Linked DNA regions of Homo sapiens: region 1 is linked to region 2. A link is an interaction called in ENCODE POLR2A ChIA-PET data of the cell type or tissue named here. Cell type or tissue: MCF 10A. All regions are shown on one strand. Links, peaks and the distances in the headings refer to the core of each region. The heading gives the core; the rest is flanking DNA. Region 1 overlaps EIF4G3 (eukaryotic translation initiation factor 4 gamma 3). Region 2 overlaps EIF4G3 (eukaryotic translation initiation factor 4 gamma 3).

The links. Peaks named below come from ENCODE experiments on the same cell type or tissue, not always from the same donor. Only the 100,000 strongest peaks of a DNase experiment are listed, where the experiment ranks them.
Region 1: POLR2A ChIA-PET joins it to region 2 with 5 read pairs; 7 of 35 experiments call an interaction of 5 or more read pairs at or near these places.

The regions. Positions count from the first base shown.
Region 1 is chr1:21,147,191-21,155,427 of GRCh38, reverse strand. All of the region lies in intron 2 of EIF4G3 (eukaryotic translation initiation factor 4 gamma 3), which reads left to right. Among named protein-coding and RNA genes, the nearest start is that of EIF4G3, 26 kb to the left of the region's middle. In MCF 10A, for the core only: no CTCF peak of the experiment used is centred there; DNase peaks (open chromatin) are centred at 4,467 and 5,237.
Region 2 is chr1:21,086,565-21,095,000 of GRCh38, reverse strand. EIF4G3 (eukaryotic translation initiation factor 4 gamma 3) reads left to right here. Exons shown (of 37, transcript NM_001391906.1): 3 at 5,788-5,863. Among named protein-coding and RNA genes, the nearest start is that of EIF4G3, 86 kb to the left of the region's middle. In MCF 10A, for the core only: no CTCF peak of the experiment used is centred there; a DNase peak (open chromatin) is centred at 3,720.

The DNA.
Region 1 (8,237 bases), core at 121-8,120, 61 kb before region 2:
ATGCTAATCAGGAATTGAACAGAGCATGATAAACTCCATTACTATCCTTAGTTGATAAATTTTAAGCAGAAGAAAAGGAACTGTTTCAGTTAGCTTGTCTTTGCCTCATTATTGTGGATTGATGTATAATTTCTTTCTTTCTTTTTTTTTTTTTTTTTTTTTTTTGAGACAGAGTCTCGCACTGTCTCCCAGGCTGGAGTGCAGTGGCACGATCTTGGCTCACTGCAACCTCCGCCTCCTGGGTTCAAGCGATTCTCCTGCCTCAGCCTCCCAAGTAGCTGAGATTACAGGCACCTGCCACCATGCCTAGGTAGGTTTTGTATTTTTAGTGGAGATGGGGTTTCTCTATGTTGGCCAGGCTGGTCTTGAACTCCTGACCTCAAGTAATCCACCCGCCTCAGCATCCCAAAGTTCTGGGATTACAGGCGTGAGCCACTGTGCCCCGCTGGCCTATATATTTAAAAAATATATTTCTGGTTTCAGTTTCAGCCTTTGTTTATGGTTAGTCACAGGTTTGTAGTAGATAGTTTATAAGTGAGTAAAATTGAGGCATATTGTTTCAATACTCAAATAATGAGACAATAGTGAAAATACCTGCTCATCAAAATGTAGGACATCTTTTATCATACTGCTAAAGAGATATATAGATGGAGAGATACATAGATGCATAGATACATAGCATATATCTGCATCTCCTTATTAATAGTTCAGCTAGAATTTGAAATGTTAGGTTAAATTGGCTGCCTTTGAATGAAAAAGGAACTTCTATTTGTGTTCAGGGTATAATGCTCAGATGAACCGTTGGATATGCAACCAGAAAGCAGTTAGGAAGTGTTTTTCAGTTTAGTCTTTCACTGGAAACCAAAACTTTGAAAAATATATTTGGAGCGGAGGCTACTTATGACAGAAGGATTCTTAAAGTTCAACTACTTTTGACTCAGAAGGAAAACTAAGTTGAAAATACTCAAAACCAGAAAAATAGATAATTTCGTAGAATGTTGCAGGTTGTTTTGCCTTTCTGGCTCTCACAAAAAAGGTTAGTGATTGATACTGTATCTGCATATTTTCTATTCCTTTCTCTGTACTTTAGTTAATAGCATTTTGTGATTAAAAAAAATACGCCCTTGACTTACTTTTCTTGTTGTTATTGAAAGCAGTTTTTCCTGTGTCTGAGCATGTATAACATTAGTGATCTATATAGAGAGTTTGTTTATTGCAACCAGAGGCACATTCCTAGGGAAGAATGGTTTTTGAATGTTCCGTTATCTTATTTCCAGTAGGACATCTTTAGAAATGAGCAAATTCCATTAAACTAATAACCCTGATTTTGGTGGATAAGCACTTATACTAATTCTGCTTTGAGAAAAGAGATTGTTCACTCTGCTTTAGGAGCTGCTGGCTAAGTCTGGTGCTTCTTAACCTTTAACTAAGAAAAATGAGGCTTGCTGACAATAGGTAGTTTTTACTGGCCTGTGAAACCCAACAGCATGTTCAGCAATGTAAACCACAGCAGCTATCTTTTGCTGGCTTCACTGTTGTTTGAAGTATAATGAAATGCTTCTTGGCCGGTCTCGGTGGCTCACGCCTATAATCCCAGCACTTTGGGAGGCCAAGGAGGGAGGATCACCTGAAGTCAGGAGTTCGAGACCAGCCTGGCCAACATGGTGAAATCCAGTCTCTACTAAAAATAGAAAAATTAGTCGGGTGTGGTGGCACATACCTATAATCCCAGCTACTCAGGAGGCTGTGGCAGGGGAATCACTTGAACCTGGGAGGCGGAGGTTCCCCTGAGCCAAAATTGTGCAATTCATTGCACTGCAGCCTGGGCTACAAGAGCGAGACTCCGTCTCAAACAAACAAACAAACAAAAAAAAGCTGCATCTCACAAATTGCTGTACCTGCTGACTCATCTTCAAGCCCCTAAACAACCATAGTATCCAGCATTATTGAATGCTGGGACTTGAGAATAAAGAGAACCAGAATCTTAGAATGCGAGGGTTAGAATGGATTATGGAAATCTTTTAACTCACCTCCTTCTCAAATGGTCTCAGCTATTAAAAATAAATGTTACTGTGGTAGCTGTCATAGTAGATAGTTAAAAGAATGATAGTGCTATTCAGAATGCCGTTAGAATCTTCTAGATGAGTGAAGACTTTTGTCTGTCTAAGAGTCTTTGAGATGTAGTCTTTGAGATGTAGTACTTTTTAGCTTCCCTTCAAAAATAACACATCCTGAAAGTGGCCGAAAGCTACTAGGGGCAGCACACATCAGTGTCTGCTATACACTTCAGGAGAACTGTGGGAAGAAGTAAAAATGAAGAGTGGCCATTGTCCCTGAAAGTTTCTTAATCTAATTAGAAAATAGATTTGAGAAAGGAGGGAACTTTGGAGCATTTAGGAATCATTTTGTGATTATTTAAAAATTATTTTGGAAACAGCATATTCCTTTGTTTCCCAGGCTGGAGTGCAGTGGCTATTCACAGATACAGTCACAGCTCACTGTAGCCTCGAACTCCTGGCCTCAAGCCATCCTCCTGCCTCAGCATCTTGAGTTGCTAGGATGACAGAGTGTGTACATCGTGCTTGGCTTGAATGGATCTTTTACCTGTGTGTGATTTTGTAATATCATGCATTGGTTATTTGGAAGATTATACCATTATGCATCAGTTATTTGAAGATAATTGTTCATTAAGTTATGTAAATTTTCCAAATGTTGATATATTTTATTATATGGCATAAAATAATGTTATTAATAGCTAATACCGCAATGACCTCATAGGGAAAGTATTTTGGGAAGCTCTCTGGGTCATGGTAGTAGATACCAGCTCACTGTGACTTGTAATGACTGGAAAGGTAATTGAAGTTGCATTAGGAAACAGTCTGGGAGTTGAAGGGAAATGGATTTTACTTTTATAAAGAAGCTTCATGTTGAAGGCCCTGTAAGGGGGCGTTTTATTTTTCTGGTTTTTTTTTTTTAGTGTTAGCAAGTTTGATTCCATCTAAGGAGTACGTAACAAAAAGTAGTTGGCCTTTTCAAATTTGTGAACCCAAAGATTTTTTTAAAAATTTTATTTGCTTTTTTTTTTTTTGTAGAGACAGGGTCTCGCTCTGTTGCCCAGGCCAGAGTACAGTGGCATCATCTTGGCTCACTGCAGCACTGACCTTCCAGGCTCAAGCAATCCACCTGCCTTTGCCTCCCAAAGTCTTGGGATTATAGGCGTGAGCCACTGTGCCTGGCCCAAAGGAATTTCTGTGATGGAATGTATAGTGTACTTCTGAGCTTGCCTGCTTTTTCTAGGTGCTTGGTTCCCTGTCAGTTATAGATCCGGGAGTCTTTAGAACTTCTTCTGAGCCTTTTAATCCCTCCATTCTCCAGTCTGAAGCTAGACCTCAGAATTGTCTGATTAGAGTCCTGGATCAGTCTTACCTCATGGAATTGGTTTCACTTTTTCCCTAGGCTTAGTTACTGTCTTCTTTTGTTTGAACTTGTCTTTTATACTAAACTAGTATCTAGAGTGAGACAGGGATTAGGATGAATCTCTTTTTCCAAGTGGAGTGGGTGAGACAGTTTGACCTAGGAGTTTCTTGTGGCCCTAGGTAATGTAACAGAAACTGGACTGTTGTTGTATTAAATTTTGTTAGTATTCTAAGAGATTTTTTTAACATATATTCAAGGAATACCTTGAAATTAGCCCTGTTTTTTTTTTTATTTAATACAATTTGCTTTTATAGAATTATACTTTGAAAGTTGGTATTCAAGTAAGATTCTGATTGTTCTCATGTCATCTTTCATGACATGAGTAAACCTTTTGAAACATGCTGAAGGCCTAGTGATAGGACATTGGGCAAATTACAGACTATATAGGTATTGAAATACTATATAACCATTAAAGCTGGGCATGGTGGCTCACGCCTGTAATCCCAGCACTTTGTGAGGCCAAGGCGGGCGGATCACGAGGTCAGGAGATCAAGACCATCCTGGCTAACACGGTGAAACCCTATCTGTACTAAAAATACAAAAAATTAGCCAGGTGTGGTGGCGGGCGCCTGTAACCCCAGCTACTTGGGAGGCTGAGGCAGGAGAATGGCGTGAACCCGGGAGGCAGAGCTTGCAGTGAGCCGAGATCGTGCCACTGCACTCCAGCCTGGGTGACAAAGCGAGACTCCATCTCAAAAAAAAAAAAAAAAAAAAGAAAGAAATACTATATAACCATTAAAAATGTTGCGGAAACATTTACTGATATAAAAAAGTGCACATTTTCTCCGTGGAAGTCAGTTAAAAGTAGCATGTATATTCAAATTTTATTTAAAAAATACATTAGGAAAAAGTGCTTGGTGCTTGGTTATGCAACAGTGTTCATGTGGTTACTGGTTGCTGGTGAGATTAGGTCATTTGATTTTTTTCTGTAGTAAGTGATATTTTGTTTAATCACTTTATTTATTTGTTTATTTAGAGACGGAGTCTCACTCTGTTGCCCAGCCTGGAGTGCAGTGGTATGATTCTGACTCACTGCAACCTCTGCCTCCTGAGTTTAAGCGATTCTTCTGCCTCAGCCTCCCGAGTAGCTGGGATTACAGGCATGTGCCACCATGCCCAGCTAATTTTGTATTTTTAGTAGAAACGGGGTTTCACCATGTTAGCCAGGCTGATCTCGAACTCCCGACCTCAGGTGGTCCACCCGCCTCGGCCTCCCAAAGTGCTGGGATTACAGGCCTGAGCCACCGCACCCGGCCAGTTATTTTTATAATTAGCAAAGTAAAGCTACTTCTATTTTGGAAAGTGAAATCAAGTTAAAATTTGATTCTCTGTGAGCTCTTCATTCAGCAAAGATTAAATTACATTATTTTAAGAGAGTGAAGAGGAATTTGAAATGCGTTTAGATTTTCCACAGGAATCAAGGGAGTTGTTGTTAACTGTTAGTTGAGTAGAAAACTAAACTCATTAAGCATTGTTTTCCCCATAGTGTCAGTATAGTGCTGATCTCACATTGTGATGAATTAGGTTCCCTCAAATTTTTCATGACGCCATGAAAAATGGTTTAAAGTACTTGAATATAGGCATCTTTTTTTAAAGCCTTATTTTAAATGACATGGCATATTATTGCAACATTTTTTATGATGCTTGCTTCATTGTTATTTTTGTTAAGAGTTTCCATTTTAAAAGTCCTTTGCCATCTTGTCCTTGCCGTCCTGGCTTTCATCTGGGACTGCAGCAGGGCTGAGCCAAAAATGGCTGCTGCTGCAGCAGGGGCGGGCATAGTATAGGACTTGGCTGCTGTGGTTCCTGTGAAGAAGCAGGAGGGGAAGCTTGGGGAGAATGTCCTGGCTCAGGATTCTCTTAATGGTTGTGGCCACAAGAATTGGGCTTTTCTTGTGGAAGAATTTCCATACTGTAGATTCTGCTGTTTGGAGGGAATGACACTGAGTATTGGAATTTACAGCATTAGTGGGGGGACCCACCCATTCTCTGCAGTAGAAGAAATCTTAGCTGATGCTGTCATTCACTGAGCAGGATTGGCTATTTTCAGAAAGCAGCAAGGCTTACCTGTCTGTGTCAGTTGATGACAGATACATGTCCAGAATGATGGTGATTTCTAGCTTGGTGGGTGAACATACTTAAATGCGAATTATCTCTCAGAGATGGAGTGGGTGGCATATAGTAGAGGATTAAAAAGGTCTTCCCTTTCGTGCAGCTTGTGTGAGGAATACTGTTCCATATAAAAAATCTGCTTGGTATGTTAAGGTGAGAGATGGGGAGTGGTTTGAGTAGAGAATTAAAGTTGCTGTGTGTGCTCTTTGGACCACTCCCAAGAGGAAATACACTGCCATTTGGATGGGGTGAGTTTGTGCCTGAGTTCCTGTCCTTTCTGCCTGTGACTAGAGATAGGCATGATGTAAAAACACCAGGATCTGCTGCTTAGCAACCAGTAAAATACCGTATATCTGGATAGGCAGTAACACAGTACTTCATTCATTTCTCTTTCAGTGTGATGAAGAGAAAAGGCTTTTTTGCTTGAGAAACAGAAAAGCCCCCCTTCTCTAGAAAAGCCATATGTGATCATTATGGAAAATACAGGGAAAAAAAAAGAATAACAGTTTACTCATAACTCTAACTCATTGATGTATTTCGATAAATTTCCTTGAAGGAATTTTTTGTTTATATATGTATACATATTTTTGTACATATTTATGTACACATAGGTTGGCATATATGTGTTTATATATATACATACACATTTGCATAGCTGCAAATCATACTGTAAATGTAACTTTGTATTATTTTTCCTATTTTAACATATTGATATATTAACATTTCTTTCTTTCTTTTTTTTTTTTAGAGATAGAGTCTCTGTTGCTCAGGCTGGAGTACAATGGCATGATCATAGCTCACTGTAACCTCCAACTCCTGGGCTCAAGCTATCCTCCTGCCTCAGCTTACCCAGTTGCTGGGATTACAGGCATGAGCCACCCTACCTGGCCAGTATAGTCACATTTCAAAAAACATTCTGAAGGCATCTTTAATGGCTTTATAGTATTAGATATATGACTGTGCCACAATTTACTGAAAACACATTCCTTATTGTTGGATTTTTTTTTTCTTTTTTTGACATGAGGATCTTGCTGTGTTTCCTAGGCTGGCTTTGAACTCCTGGCTATCCTCCCACCTCAGCCTCTCGAGTTGCAGGGATTACAGACATGCACTTTTTTTTTTTTTTTTTTTTTAAATGAGACAGAGTCTCACTCTGTCGCCCAGGCTGGAGTGCAGTGGCGCGATCTCGGCTCACTGCAAGCTCCGCCTCCTGGGTTCACACCATTCTCCTGCCTTAGCCTCTCGAGTAGCTGGGACTACAGGCACCTGCCACCACAGCCAGCTGATTTTTTGCATTTTTAGTAGAGATGGGGTTTCACCGTGTTAGTCAGGATGGTCTCGATCTCCTGACCTCGTGATCCGCCTACCTTGGCCTCCCAAAGTGCTGGGATGACAGGTGTGAGCCACCGCGCCCGGCTGTTTACTCGATTTTTAAGTTAACAGTTTTGCTATTGAGAAGAATGCTGAGACCAGGCAGGGTGGCTCATGCGTGTAATAACCAGCACTTTGGGAGGCCAAGGTAGGCAGATTGTTTAGACCCGGGAGTTCAAGACCAACCTGGGCAACATAGCAAGACCTTGTCTCTGTGAAATTAGAAAAAAAATTGGTGAGGCATAATGGAGTGTGCCTGTAGCCCTAGCTACTTGGGATATTGAGATGGGAGGATTGCTTGAGCTCAGGAGTTTGAGGCTGCAGTGAATTATGATTGTGCTATTGCACATTCCAGCTTGGGTGACAGAGCAAGACTCTTCTCTTGAAAAGAAAAAAAGCCATGCTGGAAACCATCTTTGTGCATAATGCTTTTCAATATTTCAGATATTTCCTTAATAAAAGTAAAAATTACTGAGTCAACAGGTGTGAACACTAGGAAAATTGATGTATATTACCAGATATGAATTTTCACTTTACCTGCAGTGTACCCTAGTGCCTGCTACATTTTTAAATTGTTTTTATTGATATATAATACATGTACATATTTTCAGGGTCTACTCTACTTTTATCAGCATTAAATATTGCAGTCTTTCAATTTTTGTTGATTTGATAGGTGAAAATGATAGACGATTTTAGTTTGTATTTCTTTTATTACTTGTAAGGCTTATTTTTTTCTCCCTTGTTTACTAGGTTTATTTCCTGTTTTGAAAATTATTTGTTCATGTCCTAGGCTCATGTATTTTTTGAGATTTTGGTTTAGGTTCAAAACTTAGCAAAGGTTGGGTGCGGTGGCTCACACCTGTAATCCCAGCACTTTGGGAGGCTGAGGTGGGCAGATCACGAGGTCAGGAGTTCGAGACCAGCCTGGCCAACATAGGGAGACCCTGTCTCTACTAAAAATTAGCCAGGCGTGGTGGCAGGAACCTGTAATCCCAGCTACTTAGGAGGCTGAGGCAGGAGAATCGCTTGAACCCGGGAGGTGGAGGTTGCAGTGAGCCGAGATCACGCGATTGCACTCCAGCCCAGGCGACAGTGTGAGACTCTGTCTCAGAAGAAAAAAAACAAACAAAAAACAAACAAACTTAGCAAAACAGTGCATGTGTTTTATAAATAATACAAATTATATAGATTTATTTATTTATTTATTGAGATGGAGTCTTGCTCTGTCTCCAGGCTGGAGTGCAGTGGCACGATCTTGGCTCACTGCAACCTCCGCC
Region 2 (8,436 bases), core at 198-8,197:
CCCTAGATCTCAATGGTAAAAGGTAAGGAGAGCAAAGGAAGAATTGCCCAGGTGAATATTTGGGCTCGAGGGATCCTGTCATCACAGCTTTCTTAGTGGCTGGAACTACAGGTATGCACCACTGTGCCAGGCTCTTTTTTAAAATAGGTTATTTTTTCTTTTGTAGGGGCTATTTACAAAAAGAAATCCTGGCTTTTATTATTATTATTATTATTATTATTATTATTATTATTATACTTTAAGTTCTAGGGTACATGTGCACAACGTGCAGGTTTGTTACATATGTATACATGTGCCATGTTGGTGTGCTGCACCCATTAACTCGTCGTTTACATTAGGTATATCTCCTAATGCTGTCCCTCCCCCCTCCCCCCACCTCACGACAGGCCCCGGTGTGTGATGTTCCCTTTCCTGTGTCGAAGTGTTCTCATTGTTCAGTTCCCACCTATGAGTGAGAACATGTGGTGTTTGGTTTTCTGTCTTTGCGATAGTTTCCTGAGAATGATGGTTTCCGTCTTCATCCATGTCCCTACAAAGGACATGAACTCATCCTTTTTTATGGCTGCATAGTATTCCATGGTGTATATTATGTGCCACATATTCTTAATCCAGTCTATCATTGATGGGCATTTGGGTTGGTTCCAAGTCTTTGCTGTTGTGAATTGTGCCGCAATAAACGTATGTGTGCATGTGTCTTTATAGCAGCATGATTTATAATCCTTTGGGTATATGCCCAGTAATGGAGTGGCTGGGTCAAATGGTATTTCTAGTTCTAGATCCTTGAGGAATCGCCACACTGTCTTCCACAATGGTTGAACTAGTTTACAGTCCCACCAACAGTGTAAAAGTGTTCCTAAGGAAATCCTGGCTTTTTTTAAAAAAAAAAAAAAATTTTTTTTATTATACTTTAAGTTTTAGGGTACATGTGCACAACGTGCAGGTTTGTTACATGTGTACATGCGCCATGTTGGTGTGCTGCACCCATTAACTCGTCATTTACATTAGGTATGTCTCCTAATGCTATCCCTCCCTCCTTCCCCCACCCCATGACAGGCCCTGGTGTGTGATGTTCCCCTTCCTGTGTCCAAGTGTTCTCACTGTTCAATTCCCACCTATGAGTGAGAACATGTGGTGTTTGGTTTTTTGTCCTTGTGATAGTTTGCTGAGAATGATGGTTTCCAGCTTCATCCATGTCCCTACAAAGGACATGAACTCATCCTTTTTTATGGCTGCATAGTATTCCATGGTGTATATTATGTGCCACATTTTCTTAATCCAGTCTGTCATTGATGGACATTTGGATTGGTTTGAAGTCTTTCCTGTTGTGAATTGTGCCACAGTAAACATACATGTGCATGTGTCTTTATAGCAGCATGATTTATAATCCTTTGGGTATATACCCAGTAATGGGATGCCTGGGTCAAATGGTATTTGTAGTTCTAGATCCTTGAGGAATCACCACACTGTCTTCCACAATGTTTGAACTAGTTTACCGTCCCACCAACAGTGTAAAAGTGTTCCTATTTCTCCACATCCTCTCCAGCACCTGTTATTTCCTGACTTTTTAATGATCGCCATTCTAACTGGTGTGAGATAATATCTCATTGTGGTTTTGATTTGCATTTCTCTGATGGCCAGTGATGATGAGCATTTTTTCATGTGTCTGTTGGCTGCAAAAATGTCTTCTTTTGAGAAGTGTCTGTTCATATCCTTTGCCCACTTTGTGATGGGGTTGTTTGTTTTTTTCTTGTAAATTTGTTTGAGTTCTTTGTAGATTCTGGATATTAGCCCTTTGTCAGATGAGTAGATTGCAAAATTTTTCTTCCATTCTGTAGGTTGCCTGTTCACTCTGATGGTAGTTTCTTTTGCTGTACAGAAGCTCTTTAGTTTAATTAGATCCCATTTGTCAATTTTGTCTTTTGTTGCCATTGCTTTTGGTGTTTTAGACGTGAAGTCCTTGCCCATGCCTGTGTCCTGAATGGTATTGCCTAGGTTTTCTTCTAGGGTTTTTATGGTTTTAGATCTAACATTTAAGTCTTTAATCCATCTTGAATTAATTTTTGTGTAAGGTGTAAGGAAGGGATCCAGTTTCAGCTTTCTACATATGGCTAGCCAGTTTTCCCAGCACCGTTTATTAAATAGGGAATCTTTTCCCCATTTCTTGTTTTTGTCAGGTTTGTCAAAGATCAGATGGTTGTAGATGTGTGGTATTATTTCTGAGGGCTCTGTTCTGTTCTGTTGGTCTATATCTCTGTTTTGGTACCAGTACCATGCTGTTTTGGTTACTATAGCCTTGTAGTATAGTTTGAAGTCAGGTAGTGTGATGCCTCCAGCTTTGTTCTTCTGGCTTAGGATTGTATTGGCAGTGCGGGCCCTTTTTTGGTTCCAGATGAACTTTAAAGTAGTTTTTTCCAATTCTGTGAAGAAAGTTATTGGTAGCCTGATGGGGATGGCAATGAATCTATAAATTACCTTGGGCAGTATGGCCATTTTCATGATATTGATTTTATGAGGCCAGCATCATCCTGATACCAAAGCCTGACAACAACAAAAAAAGAGAATTTTAGACCAATATCCCTGATGAATATTGATCCTCAATAAAATACTGGCAAACCGAATCCAGCAGCACATCAAAAAGCTTATCCACAGTGACCAAGTGGGCTTCGTCACTGGGATGCAAGGCTGGATCAACATACACAAATCAATAAATGTAATCCAGCATGTAAACAGAACCAAAGACAAAAACACATGATTATCTCAATAGATGCAGAAAAGGCCTTTGACAAAATTCAACAGCCCTTCATGCTAAAAACTCTCAATAAATTAGGTATTGATGGGACGTATCTCAAAATAATAAGAGCTATTTATGACAAACCCACAGCCAATATCATACTGAATGGGCAAAAACTGGAAGCATTCCCTTTGAAAACTGGCGCAAGACAGGGATGCCCCTCTCTCACCACTCCTATTCAACATAGTGTTGGAAGTTGGCCAGGGCAATCAGGCAGGAGAAAGAAATAAAGGGTATTCAATTAGGAAAAGAGGAAGTCAAATTGTCCCTGTTTGCAGATGACGTGATTGTATATTTAGAAAACCCCATCGTCTCAGCCCAAAATCTCCTTAAACTAATAAGCAACTTCAGCAAAGTCTCAGGATACAAAATCAATGTGCAAAAATCACAAGCATTCTTATATACCAATGACAGACAAACAGAGAGCCAAATCATGAGTAAACTCCCATTCACTATTGCTTCAAAGGGAATAAAATACCTAGGAATCCAACTTACAAGGGATATGAAGGACCTCTTCAAGGAGAACTACAAACTACTGCTCAACGAAATAAAAGAGGACACAAACAAATGGAAGAACATTCCATGCTCATAGATAGGAAGAATCAATATCGTGGAAAAAAAATTTTTTTTTAATAGAGGCAGGGTCTCTTGTGGTCTAGGCTGGAGCTGGCTTGTTTAAATTGCATTTTTTTAATTTTTGAAAAACATATTCGTGTGGTTCAGAAGTAATGTTAAAAGACTGTAGCTATGGTCAGGTGCGGTGGCTTATGCCTGTAATCCTAGCACTTTGGGAGGCCGAGGTGGGTGGATTGCCTGAGCTCAGGAGTTCGAGACCAGCCTGGGCAACATTGCAAAGCCCCATCTCTACTAAAAATACAAAAAATTAGCCGGCTGTGGTAGCGCATGTCTATAGTCCCAGCTGCTTGGGAGGCTGAGTCACAGGAGGCTGAGTCACGAGAATTGCTTGAACCTGGAAGGCAGAGGTTGCAGTGAGCTGAGATTATGCCACTGAACTCCAGCCTGGGTGACAGAGCGAGACTCTGTCTCAAAAAATAAAAAATTAAAAAAAGAAGACTATAGCTGTTTCCAAAGTAACTGTATTTTAAACAGTACATGTTTTGAGAAATCCTGTTCGGTATCTTTGTGAAATAGGGTATAGTTTAGAAATTCTGCCATTACTTTATGTATTATAGAAGTTAACTTCCTTTTTTATTTCAGAACTATGTAGAAATAAGAAGTAGAGAAAGCATAAATTGACATTGACATCTTGGCCTAAATAAGAAATAATATAGAAAAAGACCCTTTGCATTATTTTTTTATCTCCTGATATTAGTTGCCTATTTTACCTATAAATCAGTATTTATTTGATGACATTTGTATCCTTGATCTTCCTTTCAATGAGGAAATGATAACTTGAGTCTTTCACTTTAAGAATATTGCTTATGCTGAACATTAGAGCAGTAGTTTTTCTTGTAGTGGAGTGGGGCAAGGTTTAGGAACGTTCAGCTGGGAATTATAAATGGAACATTAGTGTTTTGGCAGACTGAAAGACAATTTCTGTTTATTTTCACTTCTTCTTTTCTACTTTGTGCAAATCCACCTTTTAAGGAGGTACTGACTGTAAACAACCCCAGTGCCAGACATGATTACCATTGATCAAGAAGGTTTATTTTGAAGAGAGTTCATCCTTCATGAAGTTTCATAAACATTTGTTCTTTAAAATGTATTGGTCCTCTCTTTTCTGCATAAGTAGGAAACATTCATATCAGTAATACATGTCATGTAATATCCTCATGGATTCTTGGATTTCTCTGATGAAATTTAGTCTTTGCAAGTGTATTTGCCTAGTTGGCATTTGTTGTAGCATGTATGTAGTGAGTACTTTAATAATCAGAGTCTTTAACCATCAAATTATATTTATTTCTGAAATTTGTCTTTTGTTATTATTCTACTAGAAAAAAGAAAGAGGAGAATTCGAAATTTTTTACATTTATATTTCTACTTAGAGTCTTAATTCAGTATTGCATACCATCTATGTAATCTTACTAATAGTTTTGCTTGTACTTCCTAATGATATAAATCACAGCAATTTGAAATACAGAAATATCAAGTGGATGTACTACTGTATTTCAATCATGGGTTATGAAAAATCAGCATGTTCTGGATTATTGTATGTGCATGTTACACTGCTCATTTATTGAATTAGAATTTTAAGTAGCACTATGAAAAGCTGTTTTGCCTGTATCTTGAGCTCAGAGGGAAAGAAACATCCAATGATTTATGCTTGGAGATACAGAGTTTGGTGAGAACTGGTAATAAGCACAATGGCAGGCAGAATTAGGAAGGAAGTATGTTGTAGTGTACAGAGTTTTACATGGGTCATTTCTTTGAATTCAAATTCTGTAGAAAATTTCTGGCAGTTCCTGTCTCATGCTGATTTATTTAGGCTTTTTTTTTTTTTTGGTAGAGAGGTTTGCTAATTGCAACTTGTTAAACTCCTGTGCTCAAGTGATCCTACCACCTCAGCCTCCCGGAGACTACAGGTGCTGGCAACCACACTCGGCTAATTTAGTAGAGATGAGGTCTTGCTGTGTTGCCCAGGCTTGTCTTGAACTCTTGGGGTTTAAGTGATTCTCTCAGTTTGACCTCCAAAAGTGTTGGGATTATAGGCTTGAGCCACTGTGCCCAGCCAGTTATTTTTAGTACAAAGTAAAGGTGGCAGAGTCTCATCATGGGTCTAAAGTTTGGACACTTATTGTATAGTTGTGTTTGTTTTGAGATTCCATGGAATGTTTATCATGGGAAGGCTTTTGAAGAGATTGATTTAGTCATTTTAGGACATTTGAAACATTTGGTTTTTAGTTTTAGTGGAGAAGTATATAACTCACTAATTGGGTGAAAATGCTTAGGTCGTTGGTGGAATTTTGTGGTTGCAATTTTCTCTAACTATTAAGCATCCATTTTTGAATTCTCTTATCCTTAACTCGCTCTTCTAGAATTCCTAGAGGACCTGTGCAACAACCTCTTGAGGATCGAATCTTCACTCCCGCTGTCTCAGCAGTCTACAGCACGGTGAGTGTCTGAAGGTTGTCAAATTGTGTGTGTGCTTTTGTGTGTGAATCCTTGGTATTAATTATAGGCAGTGTTTGTTTGATTGACACATGACAAATTTTTGGCAAAAAGTTCAATAAAATTCTGAATAGAATGATAGGCCCTTTCCATATCATCTTAATCTAAGAAATGGAGTGAAACAAATACTGTGTTAAGATAGAGAGACCTGTCTTATTTTTCCTTTCTGTAAATATTCACCTCTGGCCTTATTATTATTATTATTTTTATTATTTTGAGACAGAGTTTCACTGTGTCACCCAGGCTGGAGTGCAGTGGTGTGATCTTGGCTCATTGCAACCTCCGCCTCCTGGGTTCAAGCAATTCTCCCTCCTCAGCCTCCTGAGTAGCTGGGACTACAGGCACGTGCCACCACACCTGGCTAATTCTTGCATTTTTAGTACAGATGGGGTTTCACCGTGGTGGCCAGGCTGGTCTCAAACTCCTGACTGCGGGTGATCCACCTGCCTTGGCCTCCCAACGTGCTGGGATTATAGGCAGCTTTGTATTCTTTTTGGACTCTTGAGTTTTATTTTCTTTCTGGATTTTTTTTCTTAAAAATTTTATCAGTTTTACATTTTCTAAACTTTAAATTTTTTAAGTTTTACTTTTTATTCTCCTTGATTACATATTTTCAAAATGCTGAAAGTTTAGAAGAGTGAACACTTTTTTTTTAAATTTTGAGATGGAGTTTTGCTCTTGTTGCCAGGCTGGAATGTAACGGTGTGATCTCAGCTCACTGCAACCTCTGCCTTCCCAGTTCAAGTGATTCTACTGCCTCAGCCTCCCAAGTAGCTGGGATTATAGGCGTGTGCCACCATGCCCTGCTAATTTTGTTCTTTTAGTAGAGACAGAGTTTCACCATGTTGGTTGGTCTCGAACTCCTGACCTCAAGTGATCCACCACCTCAGCCCCTCAAAGTGCTGGGATTACAGGCCTGAGCCACTGTGCCTGGCCATGAACACTGTTTTTAACAGAAGGAAATTTAATTTTTTTTCATTTTTAAGAGATCGGGTCTCACTCTGTCACCCAGGCAGGAGTGCAGTGGCATGATTATGGATTACTGCAGCCTTGAACTCCTGGCCTCAAGTTATCCTCCTGCCTCAGCCTCCCAAGTAACTGGGACTACAGTCACATGCTACTGTGCATGCTAATTAAAAAATTTTTTTGGCTGGGCACGGTGGCTCATGCCTGTAATCCCAGCACTTTGGGAGGCCGAGGCAGGTGGATCACGAGGTCAGGAGATCGAGACCATCCTGGCTAACACAGTGAAACCCCGTCTCTACTAAAAATAGAAAAAATTAGCCGGACATGGTGGCGGGCGCCTGTAGTCCCAGCTACTCAGGAGGCTGAGGCAGGAGAATGGCGTGAACCCAGGAGGCGGAGCTTGCAGTGAGCTGAGATCGTGCCACTGCACTCCAGCCTGGGCGACAGAGCGAGACTCCGTCTCAAAAAAAAAAAAATTTTTTTTGGTAGAGGCAAGGTTTTATGATGTTGCTCAGGTTGGTCAGACTCCCGAGCTCAAGCAGTCCTCCTGCCTCCACCTCCCAAAGTGCTGGGATTATAGACATGAGCCATTATGCCCAGCCCATTTAATTTTTTATATTAGATGATTCAAATTCATAAATGAAGGGAAAATAATTATTTTGAGGATTCTTACTTGGTTGAGCAGGCTGGTTTCAAATTCCTGGGCTCAAGTGATCCACCCACCTTGGCCTACGAAAGTGCTGGGATTACAGGCGTGAGCCACCATGCCCAGCCATATGAAAGAAAATTTAAAAGTTAGAGGATGAAGCTAATAATATTAGAAGTAAATTTTAGGTGTTTTACAGTGAACCTAAGGTAATTTAGGGGAATTAGGGAGTGAAACCTATCTTTTAAATATTTCGGTTCAACATACCATTTATTCCTGTGGATATAGATAGGATACCTTAAAAGGACTCATAGTCTACTGAGGGAGATAAGAAAATAAATAATTCTAATATAAAGTGATATGATAGAGAAGTGATTCCTATTATTTTGGGTTGTGAATCACTTTTAGAATCTGAAAATAGTTGTAATGCTCTCTCTTTCAAGAGTTACATATACATAGTGTTTACATATAATTTCAGAGTTTCCCAGATGTCCATCAGGCCATTTCTTTTTTTCTTTTTTTTTTTTTTTGAGAAGGAATCTCACTCTGTTGCCCAGGCTGGAGTGCCGTGGCTCGATCTTGGCTCACTACAACCTCTGCCTCCTGGTTCAAGTGATTCTCCTGCCTCAGCCTCCTGAGTAGCTGGGATTACAGGTGCACATCACCACACCTGGCTAATTTTTGTATTTTTAGTAAAGATGGGGTTTCACCATATTGGCCAGGCTGGTCTCGAACTCCTGACCTCAAGTGATCCGCCCACCTTGACCTTCCAATATGCTGGGATTACAGGTGTGAGACACTGCGCCCCACCTCATCAGGCCATTTCTAAGCTCCAGATTAAGAACCTTTGATTAGAGACAGGAACGTGTTAATTGCATGCGAAAGGAAGAGGTGACTTCATTGA